Regions from separate parts of the Homo sapiens genome. Here region 1 is linked to region 2. The links are chromatin contacts, found by Hi-C or POLR2A ChIA-PET in ENCODE. All regions are on one chromosome and are shown on one strand. The core of a region is the stretch at or near the end of the contact, and the rest is flanking DNA. Distances in the headings are between cores, read along the strand shown. Region 1 overlaps LINC01091 (long intergenic non-protein coding RNA 1091). Region 2 has its middle 38 kb from the start of SPRY1.

Region 1 (7,105 bases), core at 614-3,113, 420 kb before region 2:
AAAGCATAGGCTTGGTAGTCAATGCTTTGCAGTAGTGAGTTCACCACCACAGACAATAAATCCTATCTGTAGTGAGGGACAAAAAAAGGTCTCATTCTCGGAGAAATACAGAGGTAAAAGAAAGAAAGTTAGGCCTAAGGGAAATTACTGTTGCTGGGTGTCCATAAAGCTTGGCTGCATCCCTCTCTTTTAATGCTTGCTTTGTTCAGAACTTCACTGGATTCTATGAGCCAATAAATTCCCTATTTTTCTTAAACTAGTTGAAGTTGGGTCTCAGTCACATGCAATTCAAGGAGTTCTAACTCATATAATTGCCCTCATTTTTTTCATACACCTATTCCCCTTTCACCAATTGCAAGCTTCTGGGATGCAGGTATATTAGGCTGTTCTTGCATTGCTACAAAAAATTCCTGAGACTGAGTAATTTATAAAGAAAAGAGGTTTAGTTGGCTCACGGTTCTGCAGGCTTTAGAGGAAGCATGGTGCTAGCATCTGCTCAGCTTCTAGGGAGGTCGCAGGAAGCTTACAATTATGGCGGAAGACAAAGGGGAAGCAGGCACATAGCGAGAACAGGAACAAGCAAGAGAGAGATTGGGGTGGGGGTGCCACACACTTTTAAATGAGCAGATCTTATAAGAACTCCCTATTCCAAAGACAGCAGCAAGCCATGAGGGATCTGCCCCCATGATCCAAACACCTCCCACCAGGCCCCAACTCCAGCATTGGGGATTACAATTCAACATGAGATTTGGGTGGGGGCAAATATCCAAACTATATCAACAGGGGACATTTTTTACTTATCCACAGTCCTTAACATGATTTGTGGCACAGAGTGGCCATGTAAATAAATAAGTGATAGAATGAATGAGTTGAGTGAATATGCCATGAATTAATGAACCTAGAATAATAACTCATTATTAAATTCAGCAGCAACCAATATCTCTACCCTATGACTGGTGTATTGTCACTAACAAGTCCTAAGGTAACGAATTTAAACACGTAGTCAATCTAAAATGGGAGATGTAATAGAAAACATATACAAAGATAAACATATAAACAAAATTAGCCATGGAAATAGCTACTTATCCTGTTTATTACTGATTAAATAACAGTTTATATTAGGTAAAGGAAAAATCAACACCCTTCTAAACTTACCACAATTTTAAACTTAGGGACCATCATGAAACCAAAGCCTATATTAACTAAAATTCCCTCTCTCTGTTTCTGTTTTTACAGGTATTTAAGTTTAATAATATCTACATTTTCACCCAGATCTTTATAGATGCAAGAATTATAATACCAATGAAAGCTTTAAATATGATACAAATGACCTTGTAAAGACATTTCATAAACTCGTTCATTTAAAAAAGTAACAAAATGTTTCTAACACAAGGATACATTTTTAAGAGAATAAATGGGTGTTTGAATGAAAATAGCATGGTTGATTTATATTCTTTTTCCACCAAAAAAATACAATTGGAGGTAAGAGTAAGCAGAGGTTCTCAATGCTGCAAGATGGCTAACAGTATATAAACCATCCACAATGAGCTATTCATCCCTTCAGTTCAATTTAAGAGAAAAATAAATAGGATTTTAGGCCTCCAACCTTTACAAGGACATACAGTGCTCTGAGAGTTCCACTTGGCTTCTGTCTTTGTCCAAATTATCTTACATTCCAGAATTCTAGAATCAGCCCACACCAGATGGATTTTTCAAGTTTATTTAGGTCTAAACTTGAAGCCCACAGGAAGTATTTTGAGCAGCTCCAGGGTTTGAGATGTGGAAAGGCTCTCTAGGGCTTACAAACAACCACTTTGTGTCAAATTAGCTCAATGTAGTTGGCAAGAGACTGACTGTGCAGCTGTACGGAGTTGCATTGCCAGTCCCTTAGCTACCAGAGCCATTGACCAGCTATTCTGGCTCAAAAAGGATTAATCGAAATCATCAACATTTGTTCTTCAAGGTCTTATTTCAAAACTGTTAATGTTATATTTTTGAGACCTCTGAGATTTCATAACAATTTTTGTAACCTGTTTAAACATTCAATCACAATGTCAGGAAATCCTGCTTTCTAAATTAAATTCCTCCTGGTACAACTGAGGTCCTTTTCCATGTTGTCCCCTTTCGGGAGATCAAGCATATTATAGTCACTGTCTTCTGAGAAGCTGTATCCCTCATAGCTGAAGGTAGTCATCCTACTTAATATCTCCAAGGTCTTATTTTATGATCATATCACCATCTGTGTGATTCTCCTCAGAATCATTCCCAAACTCTTCTTTGTAAACCACGAAGTCTTACGCTGGAAGTAGTACTCAACATCACTTCATAATCTCCCTTTAGCAGGGGTAGTTGATGCGTAATTTAGCTGTAAAATCTTCAACAAGTACTCTGCCTTCAACATATATATCCTCATAGTACCACATTCACAGTCCCTGTAATTTCACAGAGGAGTGTCCAGAAAAATGCCATCTACACTCACCATTTCCTCTCCCTACCTTTCTCCTCAACTCAGGAAAATCTGGCTTTTGCTCAAATAATTAAAATTGGTTTTGCCAAGATGTGAGTTGACAAATCTAATGAACACTTTTTGTTCACATCTCAATAGACTTTTTGGCAGTTTTTGACTCCCTTGCTGTCTTCTGTCTTGGTAGTATCACTTTTCCTCTACCTCTCAGGAAGCACCTTCAAAGTTTTCTTCAAGGCTCCTCTTTGTCTGTCTTTTAAATGTTGATTATCCCCAAGGTTCCTGTCCAGGCACTCTCTGTCTCTCTCTCTCTCTCTCTCTCTCTCTCTCTCTCATCACATCTGCTGTTCCTTACTCTCAAAGCTTTAGCTACACCTACATACCAGTATGTGTTAGAGCAATGTCTTCAGTTTAGATCTTTCTCATAAGTTTCAGTTCCCTTTGTGCAATGCCTGCCAGAAATTGCACCCGCATAAGCACACACTCTTCAAACTTAAGATATTCAAATCTCCATCCCTCATAAGGCTACAATCATCCTATATTTTGTGTGTAGTGAATGGCACAGCATTTACCAGAGTCTCCAGCTAGAAACCTAAGAGTCATTCTTGCTTATTCATTCATTCATTCATTTACTAAACAGCTCTATCTTTGCATCTCCCCAATCCCTGCACTGTACAACGTACTTGGGATAGAATAGTAAAGAAAGCAACAAAGTCCCTACCCTTACAGAGTTTACAGATTAGTGACAGAACAGAGATTAAATAAACTACAAGCTCACACTCACCAGCCCCCTTCTAAAGTAGGCCACAACTCAGTTCCCTGGGATTCCCAACCAATGGACCCAAGGCTTGGCCCTCCTGAGAAATAGTCAAGAAGGATATATTTGCAGAGTGAGAATGGAGTTTGAAGCACAGGTTAGTAAGTTCACCGACATGGTGTGATGCCTATCATGGTGTGGAACAGAGTTGGGATTGGAAGAGAAGAAGGAGAACAAGAATAGGCTATGGGCCAGGGGCCAGATGTCCCTGTGCTTCCACTTTCCTGAATGGAACTTCAAGGATTCCAAGGATTTAAAATTCAAATATGCTTTCCCAGTCATTATAAAGGTATATTTGTCAAAGTAGAAGGAAACAATAGATTTTACTTAAGCTTTTATGAGTTTGGCTTATAATTTTTAAGTATTTAGAAATAATACACTACATGAACTTCCATTCATACTTTTGCCCCACAAATATTAGGGGCATCCCTGAAATGTATTTGGTAATACTGAAAAAGATAAAAGAGAGATAAAGAGAGAGGACCACAAATATACAACATTAAGAATGAGAAGTGGATGACATTACTACACATACAATAGAAATTAAAGAGGGAATACCAAGAAAAGCCTATCATTTGGAAAAAATGGACAATTTTATTTTTAAAAACTATACAAAAATTGCCTTATGTAAAAAGAAAATTTAAATAGTTCTATAACATTAAAGAAATTGAGCAAAACAATAAGTAAAAAATTATCATGAGGGAAAAATAACATCACTGAGATCAGATAATTTTACAGGTAAATTCTACCAAAACATTCAAGAAACAGATTATTCAAATTTTATACACACTCTTTGAGAAAATATAAAAGGACAAAAATTTTCATCTCATTTTGATACCAAAACTAAAAGACAGTGTAAGTAAGGAACATTGAAAGCTAATCTCAGACATGAACACTGATGCAAAATGCTGAATCAAATATTAAACAAGCTAAATCCAGAAATTAATAAAAATAATATGCCATACCAAATCTTGTGTACCCCAGAACTGCTAGAATGATTTTCACTAGAAATTCTATCAATAAAATGAATTACTTTAACAAATTTAAGGAGGAAAAAGAAGTGACCATCTCAATAGAAAGAGGAAAAGCATCAATAAATTTCAAATCTGATTCATAATAAAAACTAATAAAGGAAAGATATTTCCTTAAAGAGATGATGAGTACCTAAAAAAAAAGAAGAAGAAGAAAAGGAAACTTCAACAAAAGTTATTTAATGGTGAAACATAAAAGTATTCCGTTAAAATCAGGAACAAGTAAAGGAAGACATAAAAGGTTAATTTCTGGAAGTGGAATAACTGAGATACAGGAAATTAGTATTTTAATTTTAATAGATAATACAAAAGCACTCTTCCAAAAGGTGTTGATTTTACAATTCTAGTGCCCATTTCCCCATACCTTTACTGGCATTGAATGTTATTCATCTTTTTAATCACTGCCCATCTGTTAAGAAAACAAATTTTATTTTTGCTTTGTGAAGATTCTGTTTATGTCATTTGTAGAGTCTTACTTAATATTTTAGGTTGTTGTAGCTTACCATTGTTACTGAATATTGAGGGAGAGGAGGATGAGAAAGGTTGCCAATAGTCTTAACTGAGCTTAATGGCATCGGTAAAAAATGAAAATGATCTCTATGAAAACTTACCCAAAAGGGCATTATAAATATGTGTAGTATAACAATGTTATCTGCACCAGAAGTTGAGTCAGGAAATCTGTATCTGTGCCTCATGCCTTATTTCAGCCACCATATCCTTCCAGAGGCTTCATGGCAGGCAAGCAACACAATGAGAGAATTCTGGTGTTCTCAACCATGGCAACTCTCACAGCCATGGGTGAAGGCCTCTCCCCTGAGATCTCAGACCTGGAGATGCCTCTGTCAAGCAATGGCTCTTGGGTGAACATGTATGATACAACTTCTATTATCGCAAGTCTGGAACTGTATTCACCAACATATGCACATCCAATGCTACCAGAATCTATGAAAACTCAGTGATAAAAAAATCAGAGTCAAATTCCCCCAGGTTTTTGTTTTAACTGCTTTCTTGCAGAAAAAAAACTTCTTTTCTGGATGAATGCTGTTTCACAGAAACCCATTTCTCAGTCTACAAACATAGTTTCCGGATAATAATTTGCAATAAACCTTTTGCTCAAATCACCAAGAACAGGAGGTCTGAAATATACTTCAGAGTTGTGTGACTTTTGAAACCCACCTCAGCAGCCCTGAAGCTGTTATTTGTTGCTCTTTTTCAGATATAACCTCAGTCCTTCCTCACTGAGAATATTAGGGTTAAGATTTAAGAATACAGATAGTCTTTGAATTCAGATAGCTCTGGATTAAACACCAGTTCCTCCACTTAAAGGCTGTGTGACCTTGGGTGAGTTCCTCTAAGCCTCCATTTCCTCCTCAGTTTTTTGTTTTTGTTTAGTTGTTGTTGTTTTGAGAAGGAGTCTCACTCTATCACCCAGGCTGGAGTGCAGTGGTGCGATCTCGGCTCACTGCAACCTCCACCTCCCGGGTTCAAGCAATTGTCCTGCATCAGCCTCCCAAACAGCTGAGACTATCGGCGCCTGCCACCACACCCGGCTAATTTTTATTGTATTTTTAGTAAAGACTGGGTTTCACTATGTTGGCCAGGCTGGTCTTGAACTCCTGACCTCATGATCCGCCCCCTTCGGCCTCCCAAAGTGCTGGGATTACAGGTGTGAGCCATCGCCCCAGGCGTTCTCCTCTGTTTTATGAAGACAGTATAGCCCTGCACTGAATAATTGTGAAGATCAAATGAGACAATGTATTTAAATCATACCTTTAATAAGTGCTCAATAAATGGTAGCTATCATCACTATTATTTCTCTCAAAGAATGCTCCTTTCTAGATTCCCCAGTCCCTCTTGCTTTTCTTCAGTTCCCTCACCTCCTCAAAGAGCTATCGAGCCCAGCCTTGGATTGGCTAAGTCACTCACAAGTCCAGAGCGCAATTCACAGCTATGTCCATACTGCGCCCTCTAGTGTCACTTTAGGGACTATGTGACTCTGGAAGCGCCGTTACCTCCAGGATTACGCCAAGGGTGTAAATTTCTCTATGTCAGGTGCATGCCCTCCACTGCCAACGTCACTCCACAGCTTGATAATGGTGGTGCTCACAGAGCACTGACATTCATTTAGGTCTGGGTAAGGCTCACATTCCATAAGGTGGGATGGAAAGAATCATCAGTCCCTTCTAACAGGGAGCTTTCAAGCTCCAGAAACCAGGAGACTCATTCAACACATTCATCTCTATATGTCCACCTGGGACCATTAGGCACATAGATGTAAATTTTATCTGGAAATAGCCCTGAGTGCCCCCATGCGTGTGTACAGCCAGGGAAACACACCTACTGGGAGGTCATACTCACCACCCCACTTCTAAACCAGGCCACAGTTTAGAACCCCTTGGTTATATAATATGGATAACGGATGTCTAATAAATGCTTTTAATGGCTTGAGATTATATCTGCTCTTGAGCCTGTGTGTTCAAAGGTAGTAAAACCAAAACACTGGTGAAATGGTAGAAGAAGAATAATAAATTTGTTGACACAAAATTCCAGCACAGATTTTCAATTGCTCATCTCTGTTCAATATGACGAGAAATGAGAGCTAACACCTATTCAGCACTTGCTGTATGTTAGGTACTGTTCTAAAAGTTTTACCTGTATTAGCTCATTTAATACTCAGAACAACATTACAAGGCATTTATTTTTCCCATGTTTTAGATGACAAAACTGAGGCACAAAATGGTTAGTAAGTGGCCCAATATTGAACGTTTACCAAATGGCAGATCTAGGTGAGTA
Region 2 (7,460 bases), core at 176-2,675:
AAAAGCAAGGGTTATGATTCTGATCATTCAAAACAGGATATGGTTGCAAAAAGTTAATGGAGTCTTTCCTAAATGAACACTTTGATTAACTAAACCTAACAGAGTGAAATTGATATAGGTTGAAGGATACCTAAATGTTCTTATTTCTGTGTTCTGACCGATTCTGACTGTGGCTGTTTGGAGCTATATAAATTAATAATTTGTAAAAAACAAAACCTTCAAATTTGTCTTCTGGATATCCTTCATTTGTCCTTTCTGGATAATTCTTTTTTGGATTCATACAATTTCCTTATTTTGTACAGGATGATTAAGATAACATGTGTTTGGCATTTGTTTACCATGAGTCATGTACCATGATCTTCCTGTCCAATTCAGTTTATTTTTTTTTAAGTAGAAAATGTTCAGACAGCTGGAACTTTTAAGTTCTATTTTTTTCTTTCAGTCCAAGGAAACTCACACATTGAGGCAGTTTTTTAAAGCTTCTACAAATGATCCCACAGTAAGGAAAAAGCTGATAACTCATGCTACTTGGCCAGTGGCCAGATTTGGGCAATCTTTGTAGGAAATTAAATATCTACATGAAGAATGGTCAACTTCATGGCAAAGATGTCTTGTGGGGTCACCTTGCTGTAAGAACTGTTGCTACCATGTCACTTTATCAAGCCCAGGAGGTAGTGTGTGAATTCTGGATGTCTTAATAGTCAAACTAGCAGCCTACTCCACACTCTCCTGGAGGCTAATCTTTTTTTTTTTTTAATGTTTTTTTTGAGACAGAGTTTCACTCTTGTTGCCCAGGCTAGAGTACAATGGCACAATCTCAGCTCACCACAACCTCCGCCTCCTGGGTTTAAATGATTCTTCTGCCTCCGCCTCCTGAGTAGCTAGGATTATAGGCATGTGCCACCACCCCTGGCTAATTTTTTGTATTTTTAGTAGAGATGGGGTTTCTCCATGTTGGTCAGGCTGGTCTCGAATTCCTGACCTCAGGTGATCCGCCCGCCTTGGCCTCCCAAAATGCTGGGATTACAGGCATGAGCCACTGTGCCTAGCCTCTGGAGGCTATTCTCAAAGAGTGGCCAGCCCTGACAGAGGTGGGTAAGGAAGTAGCTCTAAACTTTCAATAGAAAAATAAGAATTCAGGAAGCCCCAAACCATTATAGAAATTCGAAAGGCATCGATGCATTAGAGACTCACCCCCAAAAGCCAAGTGTCTAAGAAACTGAGCATAGACACAGTCAGATATAAATCATGGCCACCACTGGTGGTATTTAGAAAGGGGAAATGCTGGCAAGTGTGTGTCAACAATATTACCCAAATGGATGGCTCACCTGCCACTGACTAGGGAAAACAAGGAGAGTCATAACACTTATGTTTAGCCAGCCACGGTGGCTCTTGCCTGTATTCCTAGCTACTTGAGAGGATGAGGGGAGAGGACTATTTGAGCCCAGGAGTTCAAGTCCAGCCTGGGCAACATAGTGAGACTCCATTTCTTTAAAAAATTAGTAAAATAAAAGCACTCATATTTATATATTGAGGTTTCTTTTATCCTATGAGTTCAAGTATTCACCAATATGGTTTCAGTCATCTTCACAATATTAAAGCTAACATTCCCTTTAGTCAACTTAAGCCATCTCTCATTGCTTGTTCTTAATAGAATTTCATTTTCATAACGTCAGAGCTGCAGGCCTTCCATGTTTCAGCCACCTAAGGGAGGAAGGAAACTGACACTATGGGAGCATCTTCCAATTCAGGCCCCCATACTAGGCACGGTTACTGTTCTGGCAGCTTAGAAGGCCCCCTAGATTTATGCAACCATGGTTTTCTGCTCATGACCAAGATGGCCCACCAGCAGCTGCATTCTTGGAGATTGTAGATGAAACATTTTGTCTGTGGTAGGAAGGAAGCTTGTTGCTGCCGTCTGGCAGGATCATGCTGTTACAGTGTTCCACCTGCTTAGCAGGCTGGTCCGGCTGCAGCAGCTATTTGCAATTCCTCATGTCACTCATGACCTGCCACTACCTCAATTCACACTGCATGGACCTCCCCTTTCCTGCTCTGGGACTTCTGGTTGCCACTGAGCTGTGAGATTCAGTGATATCTCTTGGTGCCCATGCTCTTGCAAGAGCTCATCTGGCCAGCCCATCATGCTGCAGACTGCAGAGAGGCAGGTAGGGAATGCTGATGACTTTTTGTGGCTCACATTGCGGAGCCTCTTGGGTCAGCTTCTAGAAAGATTAGGTCATACACCCGGAAGTGCAGAAAGCAGACACCCTGTGGGCAAACTTTAACCAATGAGAGTGGTAAATAATGTGTCCTCCCTTCCACCACCCAGACAAACCATACTGAGAGTAGGAGAGCTGCAGATGGTTGGGAGGCAGAACTGTGAGAACAGGTAGGCTTGGTTGTACCTGATAGTGAGCTGTGGCTCTCCTGATGATGCACTCTGGTGTGTCTGTCCCCTTCCTTCCCGACCTCTCTGCCCTTTAACCCCCACACATGATTTCCTGGATTGCACTCCCCCATACAAATGTAAGTACATAAGCCTTTGCCTCAAGCTCTGTTTCCAGTTATACACATTATCTCAAAAAAAAAATCCTCAAACAGTTCTAGGAAATAAGTGGTTATTATCTTCACTTATCTGGATGATAAAAATGGAAGTAAGGTGGTAGATAACTTGGCCAAGCTATTAAAAAGCTGAATCAGAATTCACCCAGATCTGACATGACTGTATACAGAATTTAGAAAGCTGCAACAAGCCCCTACTAAACCCAGAGCTGATGCTTGCTTTCTTTGAGTCCAAATTCTTCCACCTGGAAAATGGAACCATAAGAAGTATACTCTGTACTCTACTTAAAAGTAGCCGTTTGCATCTATTTTTTCCCTCCATCACTACTGACATTGCTATTATCTTATGTTGCTCGTATAGATTATGCTGGGCCACATAATCAAGTATCAGATGCACTGTTTCCTGCAATCATTATGAAAATATGGGGAAAATATACTGTATTGAATTACCTACAGCTTAGAATATGAAATAAGTCTATATTCAACCAAATGCATGTATTGGCCTGAAAATTAAAAAATATAAAGTACAGGACAAAGACTTTCCATGTTACATGTGACAGAAACCTAACTCAAACCAACTTAAGCAAAAAGGAGAACTTTTTGGAAGGGTAGCTTATGGAATGAAAGGACAAGCTACAGGAACCTGAAAGGTTAAGTCTTGGGAAAGGCCTCGAACCTCCCTTGGATGGGTCGAATACTCATTCTTGGCCATTCTCTGTGGCCAGGGTATTGGGGTTCTGTAATTGACCCAAACTGGGCCTTGTGTTCACCTCTGTGGTCTGGGGGAAATGTTAGGTGGGATGAGGTGACAGGTATATTTCTAGAACAAGTGGGGAAGGAAGTTTGTTGGACATCCACACACAAACACAACAATCCTACAACACAGAGAAACCAAACGAAACACATGAAACAATTAAGGCCTGATTAAGCGCTAAACAGATCAAAATGTATAGGCATTTGCAGGGAAAAAAAAGGTAGTGTGAGGGAGAACTTTATAGACCAAATGAAATTTCACTTATTTATTCAAATATTTATTTAATGTTGTTCAATATCGAATATGTTAAATATTGAATATTGTTCAATAATATATATTGAATATTGTTCAATAATATTTATTGAATATTATTCTAGGTCCTGAAACTATAGCAGTGAACAAAATAGTAAAAACCAAAAAATAAAAAATAAAAAAAACAACAGAAAAAAGTCCCTGCTATCATGGAGCTTCCATTCTATGGGGAGAGACAGACAATAAACAGGATGAATAAATGAAGTACAGCACAGGGTGCAGTGGCTCATGCCTGTAATCACTATGCTTTTGGGGCCAAGGAGGGTTTCTTGAGGCCAGGAGTACGAGACAAGCCTGGGCAGCAAAGTAAGATCCCACCTCTACAGAAAAATTTTAAAAAGTAGCTAAGCATGATGGTAAACACCTGTAGTCCCAGCTACTTGGGAGGCTGAGGTAGGAGGACTGCTTGAGCCCAGGAGTTTGAGGCTGCAGTGAGCTGTGATTGCATTACTGCACTCCAGCCTGGGTGACAGAGTGAGAACTCATCTCTTAAAAAAATAAATAAATGGCCTGTAATCCTAGCACTTTGGGAGGCTGAGGCAGGCGGATCACCTGAGGTCGGGAGTTCGAGACCAGCCTGACCAACATGGAGAAACCCTGTCTCTACTAAAAGACAAAATTAGCCAGGCGTGATGGTGCATGCCTGTAATCCCATCTACTCGGCAGCCTGAGGCAGGAGAATCACTTGAACCCGGGAGTGGAGGTTGTGGTGAGCCAAGATAGCACCATTGCACTCCAGCCTGGGCAATAAGAGCAAAACTCCATCTCAAAAAAATAAATAAATAAAAATAAATAATTGAATAAGTGAAGTACAGTATATCATATTAGATAATGAGAAGTGATGAGAAGAAGAAAATGTAATTTAAGACAGTCTTTGGAGTTCTTTTTTAAGTAATGAGAAAGGAAGAAGGAAAAGCAGGAGGGGAGAGGAGAGCCTAACCTAATGTTTTTAAAAAGCAAGGACCGGCGGGAAGTGTATCATAGTAGGGAACAGGAGAGATGCAGGCCTCGGCGCTGGGAGGAGTGGGGAATAGGCTGGGGCTGGGTTTCAGGAGGATTTGAAAAGCAGACAGAGGAGTTTGGATTTGATTTGGAAAGGAACACGTAGGCTTTAGAGATGCCCAAACAAGGGAGGGGCCGGTTGAAAGTGAAGTTGTAGGAAGATCATCCTAACAGCAGCAGGCAGAATGGGTTGGAGGGGATGCTGAGGGCCACAAAGAGGAGGGAGGTTGGGGAGCCAGCTGGGGCGAGGGCGGCGGGACTAGAGAAAGTGGGACCAAGCCTGACTGCAGAAGGACCGGCAATGTTTGGTGGTTATGAGAGATAAAGGAGGGACATGCCAGAAAGAGCTGGAACCAGACACCGTGTGCTGCCTGTAACCCTAATAAGCTTTGTGTCATGCAACCTCTTGAGAACTCCAGTGCATTTCAACCATAAAATAAACAGATGTGTAGGTTCTAAGATACATTTAAAAATAATAATTTATCTGGCAGAGGCCGGGTGTGGTGTCCCACGCCAGTAATCCAACACTTTGGGAGGCTGAGGCAGTAAGGTCAGGAGTTCGAGACCAGTCTGGCTAACGTGGTAAAACCTGTCTCTACTAAAAATACAAAAATTAGCTGGGGGTGGTGGCAGGCACCTATAATCCCAGCTACTCGGGAGGCTGAGGCAGGAGAATCGCTTGAACCTGGGAGGTGGAAGTTACAGTGAGCCGAGATCGCACCTCTGGACTCCAGCCTGGGAGACAGAGTGAGACCCCATCTCAAAATAATAATAATAATGATAGTAATAATTATTATTATTTATCTGGCAGGAATAGCAGAGTTGAGAAAGGTAACCAGTTTAGAAGATAGACAATGAATTCAAAAAATCATTATTCCTGAGCCTTATTTTTTAAATGAGTTTATAATTTTGTAAGTGTATTTGTCACAGTATCCACTGGAATAGAATTAATCTACACTTTTAAAGATATTGAAGACATAATCTTCTCGAGTAGGGGATGGTCTTCAAAGTTTACATTTGTTAATTTTTAGAATTTTTTTCATCTTTATTATCTATTGCTGCATAAGATATTACCACGAAATTAACAGCTTGAAACAACACACAGTTTCTCACAGACTCACATAGCTGGGCCAGTCAGAGTGTTAGCAGGACTGGGGGCTCATCAGAAGATGAGGGAATCAGGGAAGGATCCATTTTCAGGATCATGTGATTGTTGGTAAGGCTCAGTTTCTTGTGAGCTGTTGGCTGCCCTCAATTACTTGCCATGTGGTCCCCCCTAACATAGCTGCTTGCTTCATCAAAGCCAAAAAGACAGTCTACCGGGAAGGCAAAAGGCACAGCCTTACGTAGTCTAATCACAGAAGTGATATCCTAGTTCTTTTTCTGTATTCTATTCACAGAAGTAAGCCAGTAGGGCAGCCCACCCTCAAGAGAAGGGGACTAGATGAAGGTGTGAACACCTGCAGGTGGGGATGGTTGGGGGCCACGTCAGGGGTTGCCTGGCAAGCCTTACTTGGAAACTGTCCCACTGTGCTCCTTGTTCTCACCTATCTGCCACAAGCTTGTCTTGGGGCTTATGATGGCTATGCCAAGGATGCCCTCAGTCTTGATTAACCTCTCTTTAGTTATCCAGGTTATGTAGGTAAATATGTCTTATCAAAACTGATGGATTACCCTGGCACAGTGGCTCACACCTGTTATTCCAGCACTTTGGGAGGCAGAGGAGGGAGGATTGCTTGAGCCCAGGAGGTCAACGCTGCAGTGAGCTATAATGGCATCACTGCATTCCAGCCTGGGTGACAGCAGAGTGAGACCCTGTCTCAAAAAGCAAAAAGAAACAACAACAAACAAAAACACCTGATAAGTTTGAGATTATATTATTGAAGGTAAATATAATGCATAGGTTAGTGCTTGGGGCAGGCCAGCATCAGGGACTCAAAGTCAAGCATGTGTCCAAGAAGAGTAAAAGGGAATAATAGAAGGGGCCATGGAACCCTTTACTGGACTCAGGGCATAGATTTCAAATCATATGTCAGTGTAAATTCTAAATTATGACTCAAAAAAAGAGAATGAATTGAGTTGAAAGAACTCAGCTGGACAGTTAGTACATGCAGATATTTTTAAAATACAAATGTTTCTTTAAGAAAAAACACAAGCATATCTGGATAGTCCTTACAAGTTTACAAAATATTTTTACGTATATTATCTCGTATTAATTCTGACAACATCTTGTGAGTTTTATTGAGTATTATTTCTATGCCCATTTCATAGATAAGGAAACTGGGTAATGTGGTGGCTAATAGCATGCCCAAAGACATGTAAGTAGCAAATAGTCAAGACTGACCTGAAGACATAGATGAGTTCTACAGTATCATACTTCTTTACTAATAAGACCCCACAAACATACCTTTCTTTTTTTTTTCTTGGGGTCATAGCAGATCATTTAGGAAATAAGGAGTGCAAGGGAAGACCCTGGGAGCAAGAAGGCTGATGCACGAAGCCCTACCTTGGTAATCTTAGTAACATCAATACCTCCCTTCCACCCCAGAGAGCCGGGCCCCACGCCACAGGCGGTCCTGCACTTTGGAGTGGCTTCCTGGAAAGTTTCTGTCTCCTCGTGGTTCCTAAGACCTGCCAGAGTCTGCAGGGCCATTCAGAAAGGGAAACCCAAACTCAGATCAGGAGGCATATATCCCTCTTTCTTCCCTTTGGGCATTCTCTGATCCTCTGCTTTGCTCTTGGGGTGGGCCAGATGGTATGAGGAGTTTTGGGACTCACATGTATGGTATCAAACTGGAGCCCTGTGGTGGGCAGGGTATTTTATTAT

Evidence for each region. A loop is a pair of places that touch in the nucleus more often than their neighbours do. ChIA-PET counts read pairs that join two places held with the same protein, here RNA polymerase II (POLR2A). Pooled maps may share reads with other maps.
Region 1: a loop to region 2 is called in a map of MCF 10A, with 3 times the contacts of the local background. The contact joins two enhancer-like sites. A Hi-C loop is called at or near these places in 3 of 168 maps with a recorded cell type or tissue (Caco-2, K562 and MCF 10A), 1 of 37 single-sample maps with no recorded cell type and 4 of 50 pooled maps. POLR2A ChIA-PET finds 5 or more read pairs at or near these places in 3 of 52 experiments (HEK293, MCF 10A and activated CD4-positive, alpha-beta T cell).

The regions. Positions count from the first base shown.
Region 1 is chr4:123,772,194-123,779,298 of GRCh38, reverse strand. All of the region lies in intron 3 of LINC01091 (long intergenic non-protein coding RNA 1091), which reads right to left. Among named protein-coding and RNA genes, the nearest start is that of LINC01091, 130 kb to the right of the region's middle. RefSeq lists an enhancer at 2,986-3,045. Within about 2 kb of position 1,863, at least 3 of the 41 ENCODE cell types and tissues checked have a DNase peak (open chromatin) inside an H3K27ac peak, as active enhancers do.
Region 2 is chr4:123,354,641-123,362,100 of GRCh38, reverse strand. No RefSeq gene overlaps it. Among named protein-coding and RNA genes, the nearest start is that of SPRY1, 38 kb to the left of the region's middle. Within about 2 kb of position 1,425, at least 7 of the 41 ENCODE cell types and tissues checked have a DNase peak (open chromatin) inside an H3K27ac peak, as active enhancers do.